Linked DNA regions of Mus musculus: region 2 is linked to region 1. A link is a loop called in an ENCODE intact Hi-C map of the cell type or tissue named here. Cell type or tissue: left cerebral cortex. All regions are shown on one strand. Links, peaks and the distances in the headings refer to the core of each region. The heading gives the core; the rest is flanking DNA.

Region 1 (5,389 bases), core at 236-5,235:
GGCCGAAGGTGTCGCCCCAGGGCCCCTGGTATCAGGGGCTGCCCTTTGCCCACTCCCTGCCATGTGGGGTCAGTGGCTTAGATGTCCACCCGGGGCCCAGTGGAAATCATCCAGCAGTCCTCCCACATCTGCCTGCCCAGAACACAGGAACTCTGGCCGGACATGGGCTGTCTCCCTCCCCCCTTTTTCCCTACACCCCCACACCCCTCACACACACACACACATACACACACATGCATACACATACACACACAGACTGCACACATTAAATAAATAAATAAACATATGGTGAGGATTTCTTCAGGCTTTACACTCTTTATCTTGAGAAGGGTATTTCCATCTTTTATAAATATCAAAAAATAGTTGAGAGGTTGGGCACAGTCCTTTTGGTTCATGGTAGGCAAGCCCAAACCTGGCTACTCTCACTCTATAACAGATGAGAAAACTCGGGACTCTCTGAGGTCACTCCGGCAGCATATCAGGTTTAACATAAAGGCTGTTATGAGTTATGCTTCTATTGCTGTGATACACAATGAATGGCACTCAGGGAGATCAAGCCAAAAGCAACTTGAGGAGAGAGTGGTTTATTTCGACTTATAGTTGTAGTCCATTATGAAGATAAGTCATGACAGGAACTCAACCTAGAGGCAGGAACTGAAGCAGAGTCTATAAAGGAGTGCTGCTTACTGGCTTGCTCTGCATGGCTTACTTGCTTTGCCTTCTTATACATTCCAGGACCGTCTGCTATGGGCTAGGCCCTTCCATATCAATTAACAATCAAGAAACTGCCCTACAGACTTACCTACAGACAATTTAGTGGATGCATTATCTCAATTGAGGTCCCTCATCCCAGATAACTCTGGCTTATGTCAAGTTGACAAAAAGCTGACCAAGACAACTACTAATTAAAAAAGTATTAGAATCTAGAACTTGAGTATTGTGGCTCCTGGTCCAAGAGTTCAGGAATAGACTTTAAGTTCAATGATAGCTTCAAAGCACGTGGCATGGGACACCTTAAAAACCAAAATGGTTATCTGAATATTTCATGATGTAACTAGGGGATCCAACATCTTTGACCCACTTCCAAGTTTTCAAGATATTTGTGTGATGTGGCCACCGTGACAAATTCTCCTTAATAGCCAGAAATCCTTTCCTGTTTTAGAAAATAAAGAAAATTATTATCAAAGAAAAGTACCCAAGATGTGTCAGCAAGAAGACTGAATTAGAACAAGGTTTCTAAGGCCTGTACTTGTCTGGTGTTGTTTCCTTGCTTCCAGTAGATGGAAATGATCAGAAATCAAAGATCATTGACTCTGCAAACATTCTCAAATTTCTTTTTTCTATAGTTACTTAAAGTTTCTCAAGATTTTACAAAATTATAAAAATACAATTTTTAAAGTTCAAATCTTGGGTACTGTTGAGATTCTTGGTCAACTTGACTTTTGATTCACTGTGGGTTAGCAGCTAAAGAGCAGACTCTGACATGCAAGCTCATGGATTTGCTGAACTGCTAGCCAGAGCTTTACCTTTGTACATCTGCCATGAGACCAATTAAGGAAGCTTGAGAATTCCCATCGATAGTGGTAAGTTTTTCCCATGAAACAAAAAGAGCTTTAAATTTTACATTTGCTTATTTAATGATTGCTGGGCAGGATCTGCTTCAGGATGCAGATAGAACCTGAGGTCTTCTCTAAAGGTGTTTCACTCTTCTTGAGCCTACAGGCACGTGCAACTTGTTCTTCTCAGAAAGAAGGACAGCAGTAATGGGAGAAGCAGCTCACAATATCTTCTAAGGCCTCTCCTCAGGACCTCCTTATTGGCATAAGACCAATGGGGTGGGGAGGATATTTCATACCTTCTAGTGAGGGTTTTTACAGAGTCATGTGATAAAGCACACAGCCACGTAAAGAAACATATATATTAATATACTAATAATATAAATTAATCATATTAGTATATTAATATATATGGCTGAGAAAATGGAAACTACTATCTGTTCACAGTTTGCTATGCAAAACAAGTTCTTAACATCTTTGTGCTGATAATGTGTGTATGTATGTATATATTATGCATATATATATGTATGTATACATGTATGTATGCATATATGTATCACATTGAAGGAGGTTATATTCCTAATGTTCTGAGATCATAGAAATCTGATTTGATTCCTGCCAGTCTTTGTGAGTTTTTGCATGTCATAGTAATGAGAGCAAGTGTTTTCCCCAGCAGAACTGCCTAGAGGCTGAGTGTCATACGAACTATGATTAGTTCCTGGAATCCTAGGGAAAACTGTTAGGTTCAAATAATGGTGAATCCTGGCAGAAGTCATTTAGTGGAACACCTAGCAAAGTTTAAGATCCACATGAAAACAAGATTGCTTTTAAATTCTCAATGCTTGCAAACTGCTCGGCCATATACTCCTGAACAAAGATGATGCTCACTGCTGGGTGTGCTACGCCCATTGTCATCAACTCATCTGCTCAAAACAAATCAGACACAGCCCCACGCAGTGAGAAAACAGCTTCTCATTTCACATACACGTGTAAGAGGATATAAACGAATATAAAAACGTGGAACAAAGAAAGGAGGCTCTTTGGCTTTTTTAAAGCAGAAGTTCAAATGGTCCAACTCAGTGTGCCTTTTAAAATCTCCCACTAAAAGGGAAACACTAAATTGGGTCAATGTCACCTTCTGCTACTTTTTAAAAAAAATGACTAAAAAACTTAAAATTGAAAATTGCTTTTTCATTTCTGAATAATGGAGTATGGTGTCTCAGTACTTTGTCCCATTTTAAATGTCGATGCTGAAGATGACTTTCTCTCTTTCCATTTCCATCAAACCTATTAATAGCTACAAAAAAAAACATTCTTTCTTCTATTTTCTGCAATTCAAGCCCATTTGTCCTATATCAACTCTGTCTCCATGAAGGGAGATCCTGCCAAGCAAGCACCATTGAGGAGTCATGTTGCCATGTAAAGTGTCTGGCATTTGTTCCCTGAAAATAGTTCTCAGAACTGCAGCCTCCTCCTCTCCTAACTGCTGCTGCAGCTTCCCATTTCCAAACATTGGAGCTGCCACTCTCCCTGAAGCTCAGAGCTAATCAAGTCACTCTGCTAGGAAAGTTGCAGTTCAAGGGATTCTTCTCTCCTGCCCTTCAATGCCTGCACGTACTCCACACTACCCAGATGAGAAAGGCGAGAGAAGGAGGTGACTATTTATCTTCTTCTAGTAATCGAATCAGTTCGAATGATGCTCTTAGGATGCAGTTGCTATCCAGTAAAGCACAAAAATCTAATAGCCTGATTTGGGGTAGCATGGCTGAGCCCCTAGAATGTTTCTCAAGTCTAGCTGCATCCTCCACATTCTCTTCTCTCTGCCCTTTCAGTACATAATGCTCTCCCAGCTCTTGAGTCATACTGCCAGATAAGCCTATATCCATTTTTAATTGTGTGTGTGTGTGTTGTGTTTGTGTGCAGGTCTTTGCATTCATCTGCAGAGCAAAGTGAGCATCTTCTTTGGTTGCTTTTCAGTTCTGTTGTTTCGTTTTGTTTTGTTTTGTTTTGTTTTGTGTTGTGTTGTTTTGTTTTGTGACAATCTTTCACTGAAACCATGGCTCACTAACTGGACAAGATTGGCTGCCTAGCAAGCCACCAGGAGTCAACTGCAGTTGACTGACCTAGACAATGAGGTTGTATGAGGTTGTATGTGCAGCTTTTACATAGATGCTTAGGATCTGATCTCGGGTCCTTAAGTTTTCACAGCAAGCACTTTGCCCACTGGGTCATCTTTCCAGCCCATCGTTCTTGTTTGATGTCTCATTGTCTGTGAGAATCCTACCTGGTCCAGGAACCTTTATGATCCTTTATATTGAGCACATACTGCCCTGGTTCAACATCTTTGAGCACCCTCACAGTGACTGCTCATCCTGACTTCCTTGTCTCTGGAGAGGCAGTATAACTCTCTCAGTCTAAATGAGATGAAATCTTGAAATTCTGTATGACCAATATTTGTCCTTGATTCCATAATCAAAATGAGATCTGCCTTGCCTGTCTCATCTACAGTGAGATGCAGTACATTTCCATATCCTTCATGACCTTGTGAACTGCTCAAATAAACAATGAATGAGCCTCTTTGCCTCCTCTACTCCTCATTTTATCCCATACTTGCAGAGCCCTAAGAGTCACTTGCATCTCTAAGACCCTGTTCATTTCTTCTACTAAGTCATTGATGTACTCTGTGATTCATGCTAACCAGACTGCTTACTGTTCCTCTGTATTCCCTGAGCATTTGTCTCCTAAAACTTCAGTGTCCATGCCCTACAGCATTACCTGTGTGAACATTCTGCCTGCCTTGGCTATGAATTCCTAATCCTTCAAAGACAAGTACAATCTTTCTCAACACTGCCCCTGAGCTGACACCCTGACAAGCTGTTTTATGTCCCAACTCTGCTTCAGACCTCTCTTTTCTCAGCATTTGACATGAATAAACTGTGAACTTATTTTTGCCTGCATGGTTAAACAATGGCTTTGTAGCATGGAACACATGATAAGGCCAGTAGGTACCGTGAAAGAAGTGAAGACAAAATAAACTGGGTCCCTAAGGAAAAACAGCTCTACAGAAAGGTATCCATATATGCATCAATTCATATAAGCGCTCGCTGAGTGCATATAGGGCCTGATGAATCTAATCTTCTTTTAGATCGAAAACTAAAAACTGTTTTTTAGAATATTAGAGGACATCATGTAGAAAGTGTCCTCTGTGCCTCTGTATAATTACCAGGAGCCCTAGAAAATTTATGTGACTCTTCTTCCAAAAAACAATTTAGATTAAACCAACCCTGTTAGCTCATGTCTGTAATCCCAGCACAGAACTTCAGAGATCAACCTAACCTACTGTCATAGTTTGAACATTCTTGACCAAAGGGAGTGGCACTATTTGGAGGTGTGGCCTTGTTGGAGTAGGTGTGTCACTGTGGGCATGGGCTTAAGACCCTCACCCTAGCTTCCTGGAGGTCAGGCTTCCACTAGCAGCCTTCAGATGAAGATGTAGAAGCTTCTCCTGCACCATGACTTCCTAGATGCTGCTATGTTTCCTGCCTTGATGATTATGGACTAAACCTCTAAACCTGTAAGTTAGCCCCAATTAAATGTTGTCATTCATAAGACTTGCCCTAGATCATGGTGTCTGTTCACAGCAGTAAAACCATAACTAAGACAGAAATTGGTACCAGGAGTGGGATATTGCTGTGATTGGCCTGACCATGCTTTTGTTTGGAAGAATGTGGATTTGGAGACTTTGGATTTGGAATGCAGTGGAATGCTTTAAATGGGGCTTAATGGGCTATCCTCGTAGGAATATGGAAGACTTTGTTGCTGATAATGATTTG
Region 2 (5,389 bases), core at 218-5,217, 200 kb before region 1:
GAGTACTCTTTTCCTATACTTTTTCTTATCTCCCTTCCATACCAGTCAAACCCCATTCCTACAAGTCTTTCTTCCAGATTCCTGAATTTTGGGTTTGTTTCTGACCTATTTACTTTAACCAGGGACATTGATGTGATCTTTGAATTGGAATCGCCCACTGGAGACTGATGGAATTACTAGTTCGTACAAAGCTGTAAGTACGAACTTCAGTCCCCTTCTTGCTTCTGCCAATACCCAAAACAGTTTAGCTGTGAGAGGTGGGGACCCATGAACTACTCTTACATCTACACCTGACTGCTGATGGGCCCATGCTTGTGTAGATTCGGGATACTCATCCATGGCCGTTTTGAGTTCATGATAAAACAATGGCTGTTTCAGTGCCCAGAAGGTGGCATTTCTCAGTCCTTCCTATCTTTATGCTCTTACATTCTTTCTGTCCTCTTCCTGTAGTATTCCCTGACCCTCAAAGGGAATTATATAAATCTCTTACTTAGGGCTGAGCCACCAACTATCACTTTTTCTTCAGTACCTTGTGCAGCCATGAATCTGCATTCACCACTATTCACTGGAACGAGAAGTTTATCTGATTAAGTCTGAGAGTAGCATTTGTCTGTGGCTATAAATACAATACTGACAAGGTTGTTTAGTGCTGTGTCAATTTAGCTAAACAGTAATATCCAGTTACCCTCTTGGGCCTATCATATTCCTCAAAATTGTTTTCTTTCTTTTTTTTTTTTTTTTTTGTTTTGTTTTTTCTTTTTTTTTTTTTGTTTTTTTTTTCTTTTCCATTTTTTATTAGGTATTTAGCTCATTTACATTTCCAATGCTATACCAAAAGTCCCCCATAACCACCCACCCCCACTCCCCTACCCAATAACTCCCCCTTTTTGGCCCTGGCGTTCCCCTGTACTGGGGCATATAAAGTTTGCATGTCCAATGGGCCTCTCTTTCCAGTGATGGCCGACTAGGCCATCTTTTGATACATATGCAGCTAGAGTCAAGAGCTCCGGGGTACTGGTTAGTTCATAATGTTGTTCCACCTATAGGGTTGCAGATCCCTTTAGCTCCTTGGGTACTTTCTCTAGCTCCTCCATTGGGAGCCCTGTGATCCATCCATTAGCTGACTGTGAGCATCCACTTCTGTGTTTGCTAGGCCCCGGCATAGTCTCACAAGAGACAGCTACATCTGGGTCCTTTTGATAAAATCTTGCTAGTGTATGCAATGGTGTCAGCGTTTGGATGCTGATTATGGGGTGGATCCCTGGATATGGCAGTCTCTACATGGTCCATCCTTTCATCTCAGCTCCAAACTTTGTCTCTGTAACTCAAAATTGTTTTCTTTGTCTAAGTTTATAGTAGCATGTAAAGATTTCCTACTGAGGAGCAAACCTCAAATCCAGAGAGCTATGGTTACAACAATAACAGCTGTGCCACTGTTTCACAAATTAGTGAACAAAATCTGCACTACTAAGGGTTGGATACCTCTTGAGTTATTGGTTATGGAAACCCCAGAGGACTCCCAAAGCAAAATAAGCTTTTGCCACTCTTGGTTGTTCACCAGCATGAGATGATAAGATGCTTCTACTGAAGACTACAGGTTCTTGATGTAGATAAATCAAGCTGAAGTTGAGCTGAAAGCTCCCTCTCTGACTGAGAGCCTTTATAGTGTCAGAAGGTGCAATAGAAGCTGGCATTGGAGAAAAGTCATCAGTAACCTTATTTAGCTATAATTACCCAGTTCTCATCTTAAACCAGGTCTGTCTCATTGACCATTTTTACTTTGTGAATGCTAAACATTGGGCAGAATAAAAGCCAACTTCACTATTTTTCCATTTTAATTTTTTACAGTAAGGCAGTTGACATTTATGGAACTCATAAATTCTGTGTGGTATTCTTCTCAGAACTGTATGTAGGCTAATTTTTATGAGGTAAGCTCTTTTATCATTACTATTTTCAATTCTTAAGAAATTATTTAAAAATAATAGAGGAGTAAGTTTACACAGCTGCCTGTGCTCTCTCAGATAGAAACATGGCACAGTCAATATTCTACACTAGAACTTGTGTCTTTAAATACTATGAAGAACAAAAAAAAAACATAGACCTATTAAGACAAAATAAACATGACATGCTTTTGAAAGACAGAAACTTAGTAGATAAATATTAACCAAACAAAGCACTATAGCTAGTATCTAAAGCCTGGAAGAGATGCTATCAAGAATAGAGTGTATGCACACATGAAACACAGAAGGCTAAGGAGATTAAAATGACAAGTGCTTTGAAAGATAATGTGATAACACAGACTTGGCAAATTAGACATCTAGGACCAATTCTCCACCTTGTGGATAGTGACCAGGTGTATAATCCTCAGAGAAAATGAAGAAAGACTCCATAGTCTGTTAAATCAAGGAGTGTCTATCGGGAAGAAATGATACAGTACAATTAGATGAAAAGAGGTATTGTAGATTCTTTTTATGACATGGTAAGCATAATGACAGAAACGGCTCAGAACTCTAGTCATCAGAATGCAAAGCTACTTACATCTCTATGGACCAGAGAGGAGGACAGATCAGGACATGGGGCTGGCGATATACTTCAAAACCTGCCCAGATTGTCTCACTTATGCAGTTTCCAGCTGGTACCCACATCTTAAAGTTTCCACCACCTCCAAAACAGCACCTTAAAGTTGAGAACCAAGTATTCAAATATAGAAGCCCGCTGAGGACATTTAGCATGCAAAAATATTTCAAAACTTTTTATCCAAATTGTTCGTTTTCATACTTAGCACTAAGGAAAAAGTAAACTTATATTTAGGAATGAAACTAAAAATTGTTTTGAGATTCTTTGGTATTTTGTCAATCACTTAGTTGTTGATACTAGGGAACCAAAGAGAGCTAAGTGAGCTTAATTTCCAGTTTGAAAAATTTTGTTATACAAAAATATGAATCTTTCCTCCCATAAGTTGCCTCTTGATAGATATCTTGTCACAGTAGTAGCAGCAGTAACTAATACAATTTCTAATAGGGAACAGAGGCCAAAATGAATAGACAAAGGTGGTAATGGAAAAATGTAAGAAAGCTTGAAATAGACCCAATCTAACACATTAGTGGGAGAGAGAAGATGTATCATTCAAAATAAAAAAGCAGTGTTATTTAAAAAGGGAATAGACAAGAAAAAATAGACTTTTCTAGTTTCAATAAAGTATAATTGTCTGTGGTGTATACACTTTGATACATGAACACATTATAGAATTATTATCACAGGCACATTGGTTAACAAATCCATACCTCATATACTTACTTGTGAAAATATTTAAAATATATTCAGCAACATTCCAGCATATATGTATATGTATATATTCCAGCATATTATATATATTTATATAGTAGTTGTCAGCTATCACTGCTATGTTATTCAAGGGGAAAATTTTTTTTCGATTTTCCTCTTTACCAAGAAAACACAATATTTACATCTTTCCATTTTGGAAATATCTTCAGTGACATATGGTAGAAAGGCTAAAAAACATGACAGAAGATAGTGAAATTATTCATTGAGAGAAAGAAATCAAGTCTTATTTTACTTGTGTTGGAAAAATATCCTAAGAAAACTGCCTTTAATTCTCTGCATTCCTTTCTAGGAAGTTCCAGCTAGTCCTGAACACTAAGCTCTTGTCCTGAAGACATCTGGGTCCTGGCTGCAAAACTTACACATGAACTCAGCCCTAAAAATCAATTATATAACAAACATCTTATGTTCTACAAATTTAATGCATTTTAATTTAATGGCAATATTCAGAGTTGTGTAAATGGGTGAACCTGACCTCTCATGTACATATAATTAGACAGGAAGTAAGTGTATAGACAGCAGGAAGAGCACATCATAACAACAATTGCTACGTTTGCTAAAAAGGTAATGAACTCTTAAGAAACTATTTTTAAAACTCAGTGTTAGAAACACCTTTGCAGACATAAGCTAACAGAAAAAAAAAAAAGAAGACTAGACAGTCTCCTGCTTTATGCTTTGGATTTGATCACAGGTCAGGAATAAAGCATACCAGATTTTAATAGAACCTGCAAAAGAAGCCTCTGTAGTTCTAGTCCTTGCCCTAAGCAAAATAATAGGGACAATGCGATGGTTTGTTAATAGCCTATTTCATTCCCTAATTAGGAAGGTCGCGTGTAAAATACTCCATAGCTCTATACCCTCTCAACTGCATGTGCATTACATTAATTCCATTTAATTTATTTAAATCTATAATACATGTCAAAGAGCATACAGTATTTTATATCTGTCTTGCAGTAGAGCCATAAAATAAATTACTGAAAGGTCACCTTGGTACCTGGTTTCATTAATTTAATTATGAATTGCTCTTCCATTTACTATTGAGTGGCTAGCATAATGCAACACTGGATGATGCTTTATAACAGTGCACTGTATTATCAAAACCATAATGAGACGAAGCATGCCTGCTCTGCTGTGCTCAATCTGACCAGCTTCATTTCATTTGCAAAATGATGAAAATAAAAATAATGACTGACATTATTCCCATTACTTTCCAAACAGCAGCAGGTACAGAGCATAGAAGGATGGAGGGAAATGTTTTATTTGCTGAGAAATGCAGACAGTGTAATGTTGCAGTCTCACATCAAAAGTTTTACTCCTTTTCTGAATGATCTAACTCTGCCACATACCCCATTCGGGAGCCCTCCATTACACAGGCTCTTCGTGGAAGTTGCTCTACTTAGAGCTGGAGAATAAATTAATGTGGAGATAGCAAAGGTGCTCTCCCTGTGCTTACAAGGTTTTATTACTCAACTATATTGCTTTCATTTTTGCGACTTTCCCTATGACTTTTTCTCTCTTTGTTGTACAAGATGTAGGATTTAAAATTGATTTAGATTTTTCTCTTAGTCACATTATTTCCACTTTAGAAGGCTATTTTATAGAACATTCTCTGCCTCTCTTTATCACAGTTCTCCTCAAAATAAAAGTGCTGGCGAGGAAAGAGAATGGGAGATGAGGTCATTATATTTTAACTAAAATAAAACGACAGGTATAAAGAGAGAAGTATATATTTGCTGTTTCCCCTTGCATTTTTCTCATACTGTCTTAAGCTGTCATTTATCTACCCAAGATCTCTATAGTCCCCAAAGCTACTCTTTAGTGAGGCCAATATAGGTAATTTAGTGGCCAAGTCTCAGTGTTGAATGTTCCATGGGCAGTGGTTAAGGGAGCCATTCCCCTCTCCTCCCTGATACACGGTTTCTATAAAGTCTTCAGTAGTTCTCACTGCCCTAGGGTACTTGGGTGGACATGCCATAGGGTAATGCTGACTGGGCTAGGAATGCAGTGGGTCAGTATGCCCACCAGTGCCACTGTTCAATCTGTAGCA

The links. Peaks named below come from ENCODE experiments on the same cell type or tissue, not always from the same donor. Only the 100,000 strongest peaks of a DNase experiment are listed, where the experiment ranks them.
Region 2: a loop joins it to region 1, with 4 times the contacts of the local background. A loop is called at or near these places in 2 of 42 quality-filtered maps.

What each region holds. Positions count from the first base shown.
Region 1 is chr4:39,989,047-39,994,435 of GRCm38, forward strand. No RefSeq gene overlaps it. Among named protein-coding and RNA genes, the nearest start is that of Gm26087, 10 kb to the left of the region's middle. In left cerebral cortex, for the core only: no CTCF peak of the experiment used is centred there; DNase peaks (open chromatin) are centred at 2,522 and 2,995; H3K27ac peaks cover 1,690 bases.
Region 2 is chr4:39,788,680-39,794,068 of GRCm38, forward strand. Gm34007 (a long non-coding RNA gene) reads right to left here and starts at 2,641. Exons shown (of 7, transcript XR_881189.1): 1 at 2,539-2,641. Gm34071 (a long non-coding RNA gene) reads left to right here and starts at 76. Exons shown (of 3, transcript XR_390476.2): 1 at 76-193; 2 at 1,849-1,928; 3 at 3,635-3,719. In left cerebral cortex, for the core only: no CTCF peak of the experiment used is centred there; a DNase peak (open chromatin) is centred at 2,626; H3K27ac peaks cover 675 bases.